Linked DNA regions of Homo sapiens: region 1 is linked to region 2. The links are chromatin contacts, found by Hi-C or POLR2A ChIA-PET in ENCODE. All regions are on one chromosome and are shown on one strand. The core of a region is the stretch at or near the end of the contact, and the rest is flanking DNA. Distances in the headings are between cores, read along the strand shown.

Evidence for each region. A loop is a pair of places that touch in the nucleus more often than their neighbours do. ChIA-PET counts read pairs that join two places held with the same protein, here RNA polymerase II (POLR2A). Pooled maps may share reads with other maps.
Region 1: a loop to region 2 is called in a pooled map, with 2.9 times the contacts of the local background. The contact joins two enhancer-like sites. A Hi-C loop is called at or near these places in 1 of 50 pooled maps. POLR2A ChIA-PET finds 5 or more read pairs at or near these places in 2 of 52 experiments (OCI-LY7 and activated B cell).

The regions. Positions count from the first base shown.
Region 1 is chr7:106,949,282-106,955,948 of GRCh38, forward strand. No RefSeq gene overlaps it. Among named protein-coding and RNA genes, the nearest start is that of PIK3CG, 87 kb to the left of the region's middle. Within about 2 kb of position 3,695, at least 3 of the 41 ENCODE cell types and tissues checked have a DNase peak (open chromatin) inside an H3K27ac peak, as active enhancers do.
Region 2 is chr7:106,567,394-106,573,821 of GRCh38, forward strand. CTB-30L5.1 (a long non-coding RNA gene) reads right to left here. Exons shown (of 4, transcript NR_187788.1): 3 at 5,555-5,767; 4 at 2,518-3,751. Among named protein-coding and RNA genes, the nearest start is that of CTB-30L5.1, 28 kb to the right of the region's middle. RefSeq lists enhancers at 1-831, 832-1,797. Within about 2 kb of position 1,443, at least 6 of the 41 ENCODE cell types and tissues checked have a DNase peak (open chromatin) inside an H3K27ac peak, as active enhancers do.

The DNA of each region.
Region 1 (6,667 bases), core at 2,445-4,944, 380 kb after region 2:
CCAAGAGTCATTCTTGACTCCTCTCTCCCTTGGCCACTTGGCCACATGCATTCTTTCTATCACCAAGTTCAGTCAGTTGTACTTATTCCTAAGTATCTGTGGAATGGACCCAACCCATATGGACTCTATTCATTTCTTCCTTGAATCTTTTATCAGGATTTTTTGTTGCAAACAAAAGAAACTAGTTCTGGAAAATTGGTTATAAGAAAAAAAATACACAAACACACACATACGTATCAGAAAGATACTGGGTAGCTCCCCGAAACTGAAGAAAAACTGACTAGACCTCTCCCTGAGCGACTTCATCCTCAGGGAGGATGGAGGAACCAATGGCTTACAGAGGTAAGAAACCTTCTAAGGTTTACCATTAGCTGATTTAGCTCCAATCATCTTATGTGCTTATGTACCTCCTAGCTAATCTCGTCTTAACCACTCACATACCACCTTGACAATCCAGTCTACACACAGTAGCCAATAAGCTTTCTTTTTTTTTTTTGGAGACTGAGTCTCGCTCTGTCCCCCAGGCTGGAGTGCAGTGGTGTGATCTCGGCTCACTGCAAGCTCCACCTCCTGGGTTCACGCCATTCTCCTGCCTCAGCCTCCCAAGTAGCTGGGACTACAGGCACCCGCCACCACACCTGGCTAATTTTTTGTATTTTTAGTGGAGACAGAGTTTCACCATGTTAGCCAGGATGGTCTCGATCTCCTGACCTCATGATCTGCCCGCCTGGGCCTCCCAAAGTGTTGGGATTACAAGCGTGAGCCACCGTGCCTAGCCAGCTTTCCTTCTAAAGTAGAAATCTAACGATGTCTCTCTCTTGCTTAAAATCCTTCAATGGCTAATCAGAGCTTTCAGAATAAAAATCTCCAGCATTCATGAGTTGGCGTCTTTCAGCCCCATCCCTAACCATTCATCTATCCTCCCTCCACCTTACACCCTATACTTGGGTCCTACTTACTACATTTAGCTCCCTGCATATGCAGAAATCCCTCTTGTTCTGGTGCCTGTATCAATAACAGCGGTCCTGGCAGAAACAGAACTCACCTAAGGTGGTTCAAATGAAGACCCTTGAATGAAAGAACCACTTTCAGAGGTGTGGGAAGAGTTAAGTGAATCAACAAAGGAAGATGGTGTGCCCATAGATTAGCAATGGTAGGAAACCATCACCATGTCAGGAATGAAGAGACAAGGGGAGGAAATAATATCAGAGCCCAGGGAGAGCTGGAGCCATGGGGAGAAAGAGGGTGTCAAGCATTTGAAAGTGTAATTGTTGGGAGATGCAGCTGCTGCCAGAGGATTAGAATGTCCACACATAAACCCAAGGATTCCCATACTATCTCGTATAATCCTCCGTCGTATAATTTTTTGCACATTTTCTGGTTTCCACATAAGCCTGCAAGCTTCCAGAGAACAAAGACTCCTTGCCTTAGCGTACCCGAAGCATACATAATACAGTGTCTGGCATGGAGAGAGTGCTCAACAAATATTTGCTGAATTAATGGACAAATAATTGATCCAATTGTTTTCACATTTTTTCAAAGTGAAATCTGAAATGAATAGGTTTACAGGCAGTCTAACGACAGTGAAGTGAACATTTCAGGCAGGGTTTAGAGAAGCGTTTATTGAGGTAAGAATGTTATCACTGTGTTAGATTCCTTCTGTCTCCAAGATTAGTCTCCCAAAAGAAAGTGTTATTAAATTAAAATGGAAATAACAGTTTCCTGAGTCTGACTTTTCATGGAAACAATGAGTAAGGACCCTATATTAACACAATGCAGAAGGTGAGATATAGCATCTGTCTTCCCTGCCGCAAGAAATGAAGAATCTGTGAATATCAATGAAATTACCAAAATAGGATAATTGGAGCAAAAAGAGGAAAAGTCAGCTTAACTGAGAGTAAACAGACCTCTCTTGGCCCTATAAGTGGTACGTGGAAGTGACAGTGAGATGTTCCGTAAGAAACAGAAGTAAGATGGCTCTCTGAGAGTAAATATAAATCAGCACTTAATAGACGAGATTGGAGGTATAGAAAGTTACTAGCTCTTAGAACTGGAACATTTGACTGTAATATGCTTAACTTATCTTAAAAAATGTGCAACCTTGGAGCTTGGATAGGATGTGTCAGCAACCAATATCTGATCACCTCTGGAACACAGACAGGGCTGAACTGAGCTTGTGAGACTTCAGGTCTTGAGGACCGGCCAGCCCTTGGGCCAGAGTTAATTCACTAAGATGTATAATGTGTTAGAAGTCAAGCTGGTATCTCCTAAGCACCCCCAATATCAACTTAGACTCTGTATTTGAACTTGTATACTCTACTCCAAAACAGTAAGTTTTCTTATGCAAAATTCAGAATCATAATTGAAGGCCAATATTGAAGTTAGATGACCCTTGATGAGCCAGCCAACCCCTATGATCCCCCGTTTCCACCTCTGTAAAATGGGGATGATAATTCCCACACTGCCAGCCTCACATCGTTGTCGTCGTTGTTGTTGTGACAATCAAATGCATGAGAACACACTCTGCAAATGTGCAACCATCCCATGATCGGGCCCCTGCCTGTCACTTTAACCCAGAAGAGAACTGCACATTAAAATATTGGTCCCTAATTTTTTGTTTATTTTCTTTTTAACAAGAACAAAAAGTTAGTATGATTTTTAGTTGGAATAATTAAATGCGGAAGGGCTCAGAGCAGCAGGAAAATGTCAGGCTGACTTTGCAGGGGAAGTCTCAAGTCAGTTCAGGAAAGAAACGTGGAAAATAACTGAGACAGGGAAAGGAAGAGTAAAACAAATGTGCAGCTTAAAGAAGAAGAGCCAAAAAGCCAAAAAAACTTTGGCTTCTCTTCCAAAGGCAAGAGTCTATCCCAAAAGTAAATGCCCCTTCCAAGAGCAAGAGCGAGAGGTTCTTAAAGGATAGCATCTTCTGTGGCAGTGTGGGTGGTGAGAGGGAACCGTCTATTTGAAGTCCAAGGGAAGACAAATCACTTGCATGGAGTGTGGGTAAAAATGAAACAGACAGTGAGAGGAAAAAGGCTAACAGGCTGAACTTGGGCTAAAGTAAATTCCGTCAAATATGATTAAATATACACAATGCATAGAGCAAAAGCAGGAGCTCAAGTTCACACATTAGCCAAAAACCTGGTCTCTGGCCAGTGGAGCCAAGACACAAACATGCTCACATTGTGAGCTTGCTCAGAGACCTGGAGGAAGGGATGTCAGATCGGAGGGCCCGGCGACCTGATCTGCCCACCTGCAGAATTGGTAGGACCAAATTCAAGGCACTGGAGAGAGAAACAAAAATGAAAAGTGAGCAAATACCAAACAACTTAAAGTCAGCATGTGTCCAACTCACAGCACTACCACCTACAAGTCCAGACTCTTAGATGATTCATTTCACCTTTGCAAACCCCAGGTTTCTTCCCTATAAAATGGAATTGTTCATGTTGGCTCAACTTCCCTTCCAGATTTCTTGTGAGAATCCAAACAGTTAAAAGGTAAAGTATTTCTTAAAGTGGGAAAGAGGCACACGAATAATTGGGAATTTATCTAGGTATTTTCACAAAGCCCATATCCCCTCCTCCTGGAGCAGTTTTGTGAGGTTTGATAAGAGCTTGTCTGGAGACCTCAGCTCTGGTCACATGAGCAACACACCACTTTCTTCCTGCTGAGCTTGAGCCATGGCCCAGCTGTGGCCGTGGTGACAGTGACCAGAATGATGACCAGGGCTGTGCTTTTCTCTCCTTTCTTCCCTTTTCTCAGAGCCCTGCCCAGCAACAGCAAAATACAAATCCTCTAGACTCCTGCACTCTCCACCCACTTCCTCCTGCTCAGATTCCTCATCTCCCTGCTTCCCCATAAATGGCATTTCTCGTGAAAAACGGGCCTGCTGCAGGATCTGCTGCACACTCCACCCGCCTCTACCTTTGAGTACAAGGAGAAGATGCCCCTCCTTCCTCCTGCCAGTATGGGAGAAATGTGCTGGCCTCAGCAAGGATGGTAAGGATGGGAGTAGGGGGAGTGGGGATTTTTCTGTGATGGTATAGACAAGCACATCAGGTCCTTAGAGAACTTTTGGGGACTCTCAGGGAGCTCCCTTAGGGGAGCAAAAGCAGCTAGGTTGTTGTGTCCTGTCTGCATTCTCTCTCTACCCACTCAAGTTGCAGCCCCTTGGCATCCCCATTTCACCTAGCCCCATCCTGGGAAGGCTCTCCCTTGTCCCTGGCCTCCCATGGGCTCCAGTGCACTGACCTGTCCTTGCATTGGCCTCAGCTTTCTCTCAGAAAGAGAGTTTCCAGGCTGGGTGCGGTGGCTCACACCTGTAATCCCAGCACTTTGGGAGGACAAGGCAGGCAGATCACTTGAGATCAGAAGTTCGAGACCAACCTGGCCAACATGGTGAAACCCTGTCTCTACTCAAAAAAAAAAGACGGCCAGACGCAGTGGCTCACGCCTATAATCCCAGTACTTTGGGAGGCCAAGGTGGGTGAATCACCTGAGGTGGGGAGTTCAAGACCAGCCTGACCAACATGGAGAAACCCTGTCTCTATTAAAAATACAAAAAATTAGCCAGGCGTGGTGGCGCATGCCTGTAATCCCAGCTACCCAGGAGGCTGAGGCAGGAGTATCACTTGAATCCGAGAGGTGGGGGTTGCGGTGAGCTGAGATCACACCATTGCACTCCAGCCTGGACAACAAGAGCGAAACTCCGTCTCAAAAAAAAAAAAAAAAAAAAAAAAAACAAGACAAAAATTAGCCGGGCATAGTGGCGGGTGCCTGTAATCCCAGCTACTCAGGAGGAAGAGGCAGGAAAATTGCTTGAACCTGGGAGGCAGAGGTTGCAGTGAGCAGAGATCACACCACTGCACTCCAGCCAGGGTGACAAACCGAGACTGTCTAAAAAAAAAGTAAGAGAGTTTCAAGCCCTCACAGGAGCTCAGGATTCCAATGAATTCAGCCATGCAGGGCTCACTTTGTTTTCTATCCTTTTATCCCTTTTGTTGGAAAAAAACGTTTCACTCTGTCCTCACCATCCAGTTTGGCAGCATCATATTTTGTAAATATGTTTACAAAGAGATTTACTAATCTACAGGTTTGCTCCTGACCCTTTGTTGTTTGAGACCCCAAACTCCTGGGACAGAGATGGGTTCCAATCTACCGGGGAGATGTCTAAGCACTCAAAAGAAAAGAGGGACTTGAGGCCACTCCATAATAATATAATGAATATTTCTGTTGAACTTCACAATTTACAATGCCCTTTCATGAATACATTGTTTTATTGGAACCTCATAACAATCATTTAGGAAAGTTGTTGAGATTAGAAATATGGAACTCACAGTCCAGGCGCGGTGGCTCATACCTGTAATTCCAGCATTTTAGGAGGCCAAGACAGGTGGATCACTTGAGGTCAGGAGTTCGAGACCAGCTTAGCCAACAAGTGAAACCCTGTCTCTACTAAAAATACAAAAATTAGCCAGGCGTGGTGGCACGCGCCTGTAGTCCCATTTACTTGGGAGGCTGAGAATTGCTTGAACCTAAGAGGTGGAGATTGCAGTGAGCCGAGATCTCACCACTGAACTCCAGTTTGGGTGACAGAGTGAGATTCTGTCTCCAAAAAAAGAAGAAGAAATATGGACCTCACAAATAATCAAATACTAGAGCTGATAGGAGATAGTCCTGAAGCCTTAGCCCACTTTCTATGACTAGTTACCCTGCCCACATTGCCTTGCTGTGGTTTCTGCTGGCTTCCCTCTCATGCCTTCCAACCTAGACAAGTATTAGTACAGACTACTGCTCTGGAGGAACAGACTCAGCCTGCTCTAGAAGTGGCTGCCCATGGCCACAAAGCCAAACAGGCGGTACTGGCAGTGATCAGATCAGTGTAAAGGCAGGGGAATGCCTCTGATGAACTCCTGCTAGATCAGGGATTCCCTCAACTCTGAAAGCAGGCTACTATGGTCCAAAATTCAGATGTGGAGACCCAACCCCCAAGGTAATGGTATTAGGAGTTAGGGCCTTTGGCAAGTGATTAGGTCATGGGATTAATGCCCTCACCAAAAAAAAAAAAAAAAGGTTGAAGAGAGCTCCCTTGCCCCTTCTGTCATATGAGGACACAGCAAGAAAGTGCCATCTTGGAAGCAGAATACAAGCCCTCACCAGACACCGAATCTGCTGGCACCTTGATTTTGGACTTCCTAGCCTCCAGAACTGTAAACAATAAATTTCTGCTGTTTATAGATTGCCCAGTCTAAGATTTTTTGCAACAGCAGCATGAATGGACTAAGACACAGGCTTTCTCCAAGATGTGCAGAAGACTGCATCTTGCTGGCTCTTGTACGACAGCCTACAGAAAGTTTCCTTGGAGATGAGTGAGAGGTGACTCCAACTCAGTGCTCCTTAACCTTGTACACATTAGAATCACCTGGACAACTTTCTTTAACTTTTATTTTAAGCTCAGGGGTACACATGCAGGTTTGTTACATAGGTAAACTTGTGTCATGGGGGTTTATTGTATAGATTATTTCATCACCCAGATATTAAGCCTAGTACTCATTAGTTATTTTTCCTGATCCTCTCCCTCTTCCCATCTTCCACCCTCCAATATGTCCCATTGTGGGTTGTTCCCCTCTTTGTGTCCATGTGTTTTCATCATTTAGCTTCCACTTAT
Region 2 (6,428 bases), core at 193-2,692:
TGACCTGCACATATACATCCAGATGGCCTGAAGCAACTGAAGATCCACAAAAGATAACATTCCACCATTGTGATCTGTTCCTGCCCCACCCTAACTGATCAATTGACTTTGTGACAATACACCCTCCCCGCCCTTGCGATAACGTACTTTGTGATATTCCGCCGCCCTCGAGAATGTACTTTGTAATATTCTCCCCCACCCTTAAGAAGGTACTTTGTAATATTCTTCCCATCCTTGAGAATGTACTTTGTAAGATCCACCCCCTGCCCACAAAAATTGCTCCTAACTCCACCGCCTATCCCAAACCTATAAGAACTAATGATAATCCCACCACCCTTTGCTGACTCCTTTTTCAGACTCAGCCCGCCTGCACCCAGGTGAAAAAAACAGCCTTGTTGCTCACACAAAGCCTGTTTGATGGACTCTCTTCACACGGACGCATGTCACAATTCCTATCTCCAACACTAGCATATGATATTATAGCTCTTTTCTCCAGTCTAAGTGTAAAATGGTGTTCTATTGTTAACTTCCATTTGCTTTTTTCTGACCACTAGTGAATATGAGCATGTGGGCTAGCCGTTTCAATGTCTGTGAAGTGTTTATCCTTTGTGCATCTTTATCTCATCATTTTGCCCTTTTCTCATCAAATTTAAGAGCTTTTATCATAGGCATAAACTGTCACTTGCATTACAAATGTACTTTTCTTATTTTGTATTAACCTGTTGACTTTATAATTTTAAAAGTCTTTCCTTTCCTTCTTTTATAGCTTCTAGTCACAGTTTAAAAGGTCTCTCCCACCCCTAGAATATACACATAGCCTGCCAGATTTTTAAACAATACCTTGTTATATTTTTTACATTTAAAATTTTAATCTGAAATGGATTTTTCCATGCGGCATAAGGAGTCCATATTTATTTTCTTCCAAATGGAGAGCCAGTTGGGCCAGTGCCATCTATCATACATCTTTTCCCCATTGTTTTATATTAAAGTCTCATTTATACTGGGATTTGTATCTGGCTATTTCTAGCAGCCACTGTAAAGAGGAAACACAAATGCCTGGAAGGGTAACCAACATTTTAGCCATTGTAATTTTGAGGTGTTGAGAATTTAGGTAATTATTCTTCATTGCTTTGCTGTATGGTTTTTTTCCATAATAAACATGCATTATTGGTGTTACAAAAATAAATGGATGGTGGGGGGCAGGGGGAGGACCAGTAAACACAATTAGTTTCATCATTCATAGTGTCTGTCCCGGGACAAATACAAGCCAGCAACTACCAGCAGCAGCATTGCTATTCCTGGAATGGAGACCTGAGAAGATTTTACCCTCAGGGAGAAATGTAATAGGGTTGTTCCCAGAGACACTGGAAAATCTCTTTAAATGCCAGCTTGCCGGAGGTGGGGACTGATTAAGTTTTGGGAAGTCATTTCATTCAGTAAGCTCATTGTGAAATAAGCATGAGGTGGTGATTTAATGTGTGATTGGCAGGCATTGCATATTCAAGCACAAGGAGTTTAATTGATTGGAAGAGCAGGTTGCCCTGAGCTGATGCAATAAATACTAAGGTTGAGTGTGCTGTTTGAAACTAGTGAAGTGATGCAATCATCTCCCATGTTCAGCAGCAGCCTAATTGCTGGCAAGAATTTAAATGCTTAAAACGGTACTTGGATGATTACAGAGCACATTCAAATTATGTAAAAGTGACCAGATCCCATAGCTCCAGGGCACAGCATCTGTCCTTAAGTGATAAGGGTCAGTTAAAGCTCTAAAACTGTAAACAGTGCATTGGCCCCATTGAAGCCCCTGGAGGAAATTTGCAGAGTCACAGCCATCTGCTGCCTAAAATAACAAGTAGCAGGGTCCCTTCCCAGCGCAAAATGGCCACCTAGCAGCACAGCCCAAGGTGACCTGCACAGGCTCCCAGCCTTTTCCACCTTGCACATTACCTTAGGGAAGGTCAAAGTATGAGTATTAGCCAAAACCTTCTACAGTCCCCTTGAAGGCCTGGGATTTGCAGGAACTAGTGTCTGCTGCAAATAAAAGTACATACTGGGATTCCAGTTCATGCCGGAGGAACCCTAAAACAGTAGTGAATGGTTTCCCCAAGCCTGCTTATGTTAGATATGAGTTCTAAATTTCAAAGAATATGTCAGTATGTTCAATTATTTGTCTTCTACTTTTAAACTTCCTCATAAAGCAACCTTTTCCGATTACATTCTCCACCCTGACTCATTCTGATTACCTGCTCTGTCATAACCATTTTTCCCGCCAAACCACTCACCCCCGCCACTCTCTTTAAGTTAGCCAATCGGAATTAGTTTAGCCTGTGCTGTCTAACCCTAGCCAATAGAGGAACGACACAGCAGAGGGGCCACGTGCCCATCAGGGACAAGAACCCCTTCCTTTCCCTTGTCCAAGTGTGCGCTCATCATTGCTCCATCTGTAAGGGCACACTCTTCTGTAGAAGTAACTTGCCTTGCTGAGAATTAAAAATAAAATTTTATATTCGCGTGCTATTTCTTTTGCGGCACCAAAACTTTATAACAATTAGAGTAAGTACAACATCACATTTCTTGGCACAGCTTTCTACTCCCCCCACCCCCCACCCAAGTGTGCAAATAGCAGAATGCCAAAGCTGGGCTCAGTAAGTCAGTGGGGAGCCAGAACTGAGTGGCCCATGTAGGCTGCTCGCTGAGGGTCTACAAACCCAAAGATAAATTTTAAAGTATCAGGATTACATCTCTTTCAGGTAATTCTCCTTAAAACAGAATTCTTCATAACTGAGTCTATAAACACTGTTGGCCCTCAGTGAGTTTGAGATGATATTCTATGATGCTGATGAAATACAAAACTATATTTCCACAGTCGGTTGATGCCCTCCTTATGACAGCCAGAGAGCCTCATGATGTCTCAGTGGAAGGCTACTCCACCTTCATCTACAGGTGGTCTGAGGGAGGAGGATCAGGGTCAGGGCCAAGAAATTTTGGGTGGGGAAGGGCAAGCAGGGACCCAGCAGTTTTTATCTTCTCCATTTCAACAGATCTTGAGGCTCTAGAGTTTTACTTGATCAGAGTCATAATCCCAGTCTTGAGCATTTTAAAGCAGGTGTTCCCACGTATCCACCTTGACCAATAAATAAAAATCTCCTATATGTCTTTTAACATAGAGAAATACATTAGAATTTCCTGGCCTGGAATACCTTCCAAGACAAACTGGTCAGGAGATAAAATGCCTAAATATTGGGGGCGTCTTCCAAAAATTCTAATTTTGGTTTTGGAATTATGTATATTGAACCCATTATTTAGCTAAGAAATGAATGACAGGATGAAAAGGGTGTTTCCCCTTCCAGGTGGCCAACAATTTTTGATTCCAAATATTTAATTAGGCTGGCTGAGTTTTTTCACTTGTGATTGGTTTTTTGCTTCTGTTTCCCCTTTCCTGGTTTTTGGCTGCAGAACAGTCCTTACAAGACTCAGCACTTGAAACTTGAGTCCCAGATGTGCCAGACTAAAATGCAGAAAAAAAACCCGATCTTTAAATTATTAGCAACACCCTTGATAGCAGATGAGAAATTTCCTCTTCAAAGACACAGGAAGTGGACTTGTATACAGTTCAAATGCAGCAGCAGGGCATTGAGAGAGTTTGAAAACCTCCAGGTCCTGAATGAACACAGCCTGTCCTCCAGGGTCAGGAACTCAGTGTCTTCCAAGGCCGACCTTCCAACTTGGTTGAACTCTATTTCCTGATGTGCTGAGATAACGCAATAAAGTTGCAAGTAGCCCTCCTCCCCCCGCCCCACACTCCCCCCCACACACACTCTTGCCTGTCCTCTCCCCAGTCCTACCTGTCAGGACAGTTCTCAGGTTTCCTATAAGAGAAACAGGTGGGAAGGCGGAGGAGAGGGATGCTTTGGTTGGGGAGAATGGTGCTGAGGGCAGCCCTGGCATGGGAATGACAGAGGGTAGGAAGTTGCTGAAGACTTCTGCATAGCCCTCGTGTGGAACAAGAAAACCAAGGGCTTTATTTATTCTGACCTGTCTTGGTGGCATAGACAGCGTCTGAGTGGACATCTGCTCTGTTCACCTGTCCATCCCTCATTCCCCCTTCTTCAGCTAAGCAGCTGGAGTTTTTATTTTGGGGAACCACCTCATTCTCAGACTATGAGCTTTAGGCAGGGGGCTCCTTCCCCTACACCCCCCTGCCCATGTTCAGGGTGACATGGAACTCAGGCTGAGCCAATCAGCATCATTCTCCTGGGTCACAGAGTTTTATTGGAAGGCGATCCCTGGAGGGTGCTACCTTAGTGAATGGGTGACCTGTAGGAGTGTGAATTGGAGCCACCGAGCTTGCATCCCCAATGCCTGTCCTCTAAGAGCCCACCATGGGGAAAGACAGCAGTGGATGCAGAGGCCAGGAATGGAGATGGACTTCTACAACCATGATGTGAACCCAGGAGTGACTGAAGTCACTCTAGCCCTGGCTTCTGAGGTTGTGTTATAAATTCTCCCTTTATTTTTTCTAATCTGTCCTAAGGTTCCGTTCCTTGTAACCAAACATTTCCTGATTCATCTAGTGGTCTTTTGACCACATTGCTTTGGGAGCTGAGCTGTTTGAGTGTGAAACATACCTGCATGAAGCTTCCTCTCATTGGAACTGACAGTAAGTCTCTTCCCTTAGACAGGTGACTTCTGTCAGCTTCCCTAACTTCCTCCTCTTCAGGTTAACACTCCCAGTTCCTTGTAATACTTTTCACAGGAGTTTCTCGGATGCTGAGTTCCTTTATTTTTTTTTCTTTTTTCTTTTCTTTTCTTCTCTTTTTTTTTTTTGTTTAGACAGAGTCTCACTCTGTCACCCAGGCTGGAGTGCAGTGCTGCGATTTTGGCTCACTGCAACCTCTGCCGCCCGGGTTCAAGCGATTCTCCTGCCTCAGCCACCCGAGTAGCTGGGATTACAGGCGCCTGCCACCGTGCCCAGCTAATTTTTGTATTTTTAGTAGAGACAGGGTTACGCCATCTTGGCCAGACTGGTCTTGAACTCCTGACCTGGTGATCCACCCACCTCAGCCTCCCAAAGTGCTGGGATTACAGGTGTGAGTCACCATGCCCAGCCCTTCACTTTTCTTAAGTATCTTTCACCCAGACCTACTCTGTCTCAGGCACTATTCTAAGCATTTGGACTCATGCAACCCTCACTTTCTGACCATTTCACAGATGGAAAAATTGTGCATGAAGGGGTTAGGTATGCAAACTGCTCAAGGTCACTACCTGATAAGGTAAGTGGCAGATGGATTCAAACCCATCTTGCTGCCTCCAGAGTTCATGTTCTTACCAGGACCCCACACTGTCTCTTCAGGGCACACTCCTCTAAACATAATTAAGTTTGTCTTTAGCTCTTTCAGAGAGTATTTCCTAAATCTAAATGCAGCATTCAGCTGTGGTCTGAGCTCTGGAGTGCTGTGTGGCCATTCCCTCCCTAACTGGAGAGTCTGTCATTCATTTATGCTGCCTGCGATGGCATGGCATTTTTGGCCACCACTGCCCACTGTTGACTCACCTCGAGCTTACTGTACCTGGTTAATATATGTCTGTGCATCTTCCATTGTAGTCCATTCACATTTTTGTCTGTCTTCATCCAAAACTTTTACTGGGTGTAGATTTGGTATGCTTTAATGATGTTTGTTCAAAGAACACAAACATGAAAATTCAGATGTCAAGTTCTCTCCTCAAAAGGGTGTGGAGTTTCTTATCTCCGAGTTGCTTTTCTTCTCTTTGGGAAAATGAGAACTAGTTAGAACTCCTCAGTGCTCACTTAAAACAAAAAGAAGGCTGGATGCAGTGGCTCATGCCTGTAATCCTAGCACTTGGGGAGGCCAAGGTGGGAGGATTGCTTAAGGTGAGTCAGAGACCAGCCTGGACAACATAGTGAGATCCCATCTCTAGAAAAAAAATAAAAAGCTAAAAAGAGAGGGGGAAAAAAAAGAAAAGGGCATTCTAAGGAAGAAGAACCACATGAACCACTAAATTAGAGGTTCCTACCTGCAAGTCATAGCAGCATGACCCAAGTCATTTGCTACTTGTATATATTTGCAGATAAGGTACTTTAATGATTGTGTATAACTTAGAAAAGATGGAAGTTTTCCCTTGAGTAATAGTGCTCTCACCCACTGGCCTTCTTTCTGCTGTTTCCTCTAAGAGGGAAAGGAAGGAGGCAGTGTACCCAGGATTATAGCCAGCAGGAGTGAACACACTCACACACTTCACAAAGGAGTGAACAGTCCTCCACCATTTGTACATGGCATAACAAGGGTGGGAACTGCTGCACCGGACCTGAAGCCCCTTAAAGAGGGAGGATGGGATCTTATTTGCCTTTGTGTTTGCAGAGCTTGCTTCAAAGTCTAGCAATAGAAGGTGCTCAATATATGAGTGAC